Linked DNA regions of Homo sapiens: region 2 is linked to region 1. The links are chromatin loops, found by intact Hi-C in ENCODE. Cell type or tissue: gastrocnemius medialis. All regions are shown on one strand.

Region 1 (2,500 bases):
AATCTCCATGCTTGGTTTGGTTTTTCAGGTGAGGGGCAAGTGACAGCCCTTTGATACATGAAGGGGGCCAGTGTGTCCCCACATTGCCTTCCTGTGATGGGCAAAGCCACGTGGCAAAGTCAGACCTGGCTGGGATGCCCTATACAACCGGGACCCTGAGAACTCAGCCTTCCATTAGAACTCAGAACAAAACTGATATTTTGATTTGTCATTTCAGAGGCAGAGGCTCAAAAATACTTTAGAAACCTGTGGCCCGATGCATCGCTTGAAATTTTTATGCAGCTGAGGGCTGGAGTGCGGTGGGAGAAATAAAAGTGGGAGGAACGCCACAAAGGACCATGTTAGAACTTAACACAACTGTTCTATAAATTATGGTGACAAAACAAATACTGCTAATACTGATGATAATGATAAATGCTTTTAATCAGTTTTACTAAAGCATTTTAAATCTTGTGGGACAGATGGGAAAATAAAACTTGCTGTTGGAACCTTGGGATTTATAAGAAACTCCTTGGTCAACATTATAAGGAGGACGGAATCTTCCAAGGTGAAGAAGAGAAGCTGGTGTGATAAAATTTCTATCATCATCACGTTTTCGCTTTGCTTTAATGGCAAATTAACACTCACCCTAGTTGTTAAACACATCCTTTCAATTAATCTCCCAGCCGGTGAAGTGCTGCTCCCTGGATCTTGAGCAATGTGGGTTGCCTGACCCACGTCAGGGCCAAGGAAACTGGCGGGCATGGTCAGGGGTGGAAGCGGGTGACAGTTATTTCAGGGGTCAAGTGTTTAAACATCTGGTGCCTCCCTGAAGCCAGCTTTGGCTCGGACACCTCTGCTCAGGCAGGAGAAGCAGGGAGTCGGGGCTGCGGATCTTTGCCTCTGAGCCCTCTGTTTTCCCTCTGCTTCCTGGGGAAGAATGCCCGAATGAGAACACGCAACCGCACAACTTCTACCACCCTGTGGTAACTTTATGCCATGACATACACTCCCTCTACTGGGACGTTCCTTCCATCCTTGTGAGAAACACCCCCACGACTCCTGGTTGCCCCCTTTAATCCCTCAGTTCCAGGGGCATCTTTGGAAGAGCTTTGAAGGCCAACTCAAATGTGTATTCTCAGGTTTTGAAAGATCTCAGAATCACCAGTGCTGGGACTCTTGTATTCACTGGGGGTGAACAATGATGAACATATTGAGTGGTAGAGTAATAACCACAAGACAAAACCAGCACAGTCTTCAGCCACAGCCAATGGTGATGCCGCAAGTCCAACTCTCGTAAGAGGTGGGGGGGCTCAGAAAGGGAAGTGGCCTGTCCACCGAAGCTGACAAAAACATTTGCAGTGTTTGCATTTTCTCCCAGCCTCTACATCTCCCAAATGGTTCCTTTTCCACAGCATGCCCCCACCCCCAATTTTATACATAGCAGATGGCCTTCAAACAAATCAAGGAGCAGAAGCTGCAAAAGGCTTAAAAAAAAAAAGACAGTGAAACTCATATATTTCTTCAAAAGATAAGATGAACTACAGATGTTTGCTGAAGGGTGATGGTGCTGCCTACAACTTAAGACTCGACTTAAGAGTCCACTTATGTTTAGCGTTGGACAAGCCCAGTAGATGTCATGGTGTGATTTATGGAGGTTGTTTGTGAGATTTTATGTTACTGGGGACATGGCAATGAAAACACTCTGCCATTCTGCCTGCAAGCATCTTTCTCTGTGGACCCAGGTGGGGAGTCCATGATGGAAACCGTGTGCCAGCCAGCAGCCAGGCATGTATCCTTGCCATCCACAGCTCAGCCCACGTGTCCTTGATCGCCCTGCATTCTGACCAATATGCCCCTTCGCTCCTGGGCCACTTTCTCTCCTCTTTTATGGAGTTCTTGGTCCTTGCCAATGTCCTATTCTTACCTGACACCTGCAGTCAGATTAGTCTCAAATCAAGCTTGACAAAGTTGCTAAAAGAGAAACAGTTGTCTCTTGCAGGATCCAGCTGTATATAGAAAACAGCTGCTTGCTAGGCACGTTTTTTGAAAAGGAAGAGAAGAATCACTGCAAAGGGCTTAAAAATGAACATAAAGCATATCTTGAATAAGACAACAGAGGCCTGTAATTAACGCAAGGGTTAAGTATCTGTGTTTCTATTAAATGCTTCTTTTTCAGGACTTGTTGTAACTTGGTCATAAATATTTATTACAAACTGAAACTGAGGATATAAGACCTTAGCTGAATGCTGTTTCCCCCTCTCACTTCTTTGCTTTCCAAAGCTAATTCTTAACAATGCAAAGAGTGTGATGTGTTTTGGACACACACACCTACTCCAAAATGCAAGCCAATGTATGCATCTGTGCAGAGGCAGACACCTACGCCCATCAGCACAGCACATGTGCACACCGCCCTTCCCTAGACGCTCAAGTGGTGAGTATAAGGCAGAGGCTGCTGAGTCTTGGGCAGAAGCAGCAGGAGGAGGCCCCAGCCATCCCCTGGCCTCTGGAGCAGAAACAT
Region 2 (2,500 bases), 540 kb after region 1:
GGATGCTGGCTTTCTAAGTCTGGCTGAAGCTCAACCATGAGGCCAAGTGCCCAGCTTTGACAAAGAAAGCTCTTCAACACTGGAAGAAAGATCGTCAATGTTGGTGTCTGAGTTTCTCTGTTATAATGAAGTGTTCAATGTTTTAAACACTGCTGCAATGAATGTAATGGTAGATTTAAAAGCTTTTTTTTTTTTTAAATTGAGATGGAGTCTTGCTCTGTTGCCCAGGCTGGTGTGCAGTGGTGCAATCTTGGCTCACTGTAACCTCCGTCTCCTGGGTTCAAGTGATTCTTCTGCCTCAGCCTCCCGAGTAGCTGGGACTGCAGGAACGTGCCACCACACCCGGCTAATTTTTTGTATTTTTTTTTTGGTAAAGATGAGGTTTCGCTGTGTTAGCCAGGATGATCTCAATCTCCTGACCTCGTGATCCACCTGCCTTGGCCTTCCAAAGTGCTAGGATTACAGGCATGAGCCACCGCGCCCAGCCTTAAATGCTATTTTAATTTCTTGCATATAACGAGGCTGTCTTTTATTCTCTGGTTACCCAGGTTTGAAAGCCCAGTCACCTCTGACCTGCCTCTCTGCTTTGAGCTCCATGTGCTTTGGCCATCAAATCTTACCAAATCATTCTTTCTCTCCATCCCCATAACACTGGCCTGTAGCAGCCCTCATTCCTTATGACCACCATAGCCTCCCACTGGGATCTCAGAATCCAGGCCTTCTGCCCAACCCCAAATCCTTCCTGGGCACAGCCCCTGATTCACCTTTTACAAATGCCCCCTAGGTCTGTCACTCTGGGGCTCCCCTCATCCACAGGCAAGTCTTAGCCTGCCTTTATCTCTCTCCTCTTTCATTCCTGCTCTATCTCCCTCCATCCTCTGAAACAAAAACTAATTTGTTGTTCCCTCCGGATTGCATGCTGTTCCCTGCATTTGAATGCCTTTCTCCCACCTCAACTCATCGAAATCTCAACCAATCTTCAACTCCTAGGCAAATGCTACTGCTTCTTTCATGAATTCTCTGCTCCTTACTCCAGCCAGACATCACGTGTCCTTGTTCCCTTGTCAGGCTTCCCTCCCATAACCTCAGATCAAGCCACCACATTGCTGTAACCATGCACTTCCTGGTATCTATGTCTTTGCTTGTCACAGTGCCCCTCCCAGAAGACATATTCTCTTAGGGCAAGGAAGATATTTCATTCTCTCCCCCCAGCAAAACAAAGCATTTTGTTTTCCACGTTCCATAAGCTTAATAATTATTTGTGAATTGAATGAAAAGAAAAAACATAATACAACTACTCACCTGTTTTGGGGGGCTTTTTTTGTTTTTAACGGAGTGCCTTCCAAGAGCTGAGGATTGGATTTATTAATTCTGATTTTTTACTGGATATCAATTTGAAAATCAAAGGCTGTCCCCATGCCTCAGTTTCCTCATCTGTGACCACAGGTCAAGAATAATTCTTCCTAACCTACTTTACCAGGCTACTTATTTTCACCTAAAAGGTGGCAATATTATGCTTGTTTTGTTTTGTATTGTGTTCTACTTTTAAGCAGGCTAAATAAACAGAGACCTGGAGGATTCTGTTTGGAAGAGAAAGACGATGGGCCCCTTACTTGGAGTTCATTGCCAACCCACAGAAGAGAGACGGGTTCTCTCACCAACCAGAAAAGAAACAGCTGTGGTGACAGATGTTGGTGGTGCTGATTATTCCAGGGCTGTTTGCATTCAGATTTCCCAGGCATTCTCGGTTTTCTGAAGTCAATCTCTTTTGATGGGTTTTCCCAGGTCTTGGGGGTGAAAACAAACCGCTCCTCTTGCCGCACGCATTTCATTTATTTCCTCTCTCTACTCCAGAAACACACAGATAAAGGACACCCACCCAGCACACGCACTCCCCACACCCACGTGGCCTCACGTTTCGTTTTGAACATAAATGGCCTGGGGGAGAGAAACCTTTTCACTCCTCCTTAGGTTGCTTTTTGGTTTTGTAGGTATGTGTGTTGGAGAGGTGGGGGGAGAGGTCTGGCCAAAGTACATCCAAGGCCAGTTTCTCCAAAAGATGTGGAAACTTCTGATCTCACCCAGGGACTTCAACAGAATACCAAAAAGGGGTGTCTTTGTTTCCTCCAAATGGAGTATTTACTTTGAGCTGGTAAAATGAATTAATGAAAAGAAAGGACACCTTCAGCTTCTGGGGAAGGAGTGATAAGTAAAATCAGAGGAGGGGATTCCTTCTTACCCTGACTCCCCAAAATCAAGGGGAGGATGGAGGATGGTGAGAGAGGGAGGATCCCACAGGGTATTCAAAAATAGACCCTGCTAGAAAACAGGCTGCTCTTTTCTGGGATTAAAAGTTGCCTCAATACTGTAAGGCCCATGTATATGCAAGCAGTTGGGAGTTATTACGGGCCTAAAATAGGAAACCATTCGCTTGATCTTTCGCTTCAATCCTATTAGGGGCCCCCTGGAGCTCGAGAGAGATACCAGCCTGTCATGTCCC

The links. A loop is a pair of places that touch in the nucleus more often than their neighbours do. Peaks named below come from ENCODE experiments on the same cell type or tissue, not always from the same donor. Only the 100,000 strongest peaks of a DNase experiment are listed, where the experiment ranks them.
Region 2: it touches region 1 in a loop (4-fold over the local background); 3 of 110 quality-filtered maps call a loop at or near these places.

The regions. Positions count from the first base shown.
Region 1 is chr2:118,762,357-118,764,856 of GRCh38, reverse strand. No RefSeq gene overlaps it. Among named protein-coding and RNA genes, the nearest start is that of LINC01956, 73 kb to the left of the region's middle. In gastrocnemius medialis, a CTCF peak has its summit at 970; a DNase peak (open chromatin) is centred at 796; H3K4me3 peaks cover 267 bases; H3K27ac peaks cover 330 bases.
Region 2 is chr2:118,225,177-118,227,676 of GRCh38, reverse strand. It overlaps LOC105373578 (a long non-coding RNA gene), which reads left to right and starts at 1,089. Exons shown (of 5, transcript XR_923249.3): 1 at 1,089-2,500. In gastrocnemius medialis, no CTCF peak of the experiment used is centred here; DNase peaks (open chromatin) are centred at 504 and 1,105; H3K4me3 peaks cover 486 bases; H3K27ac peaks cover 2,500 bases.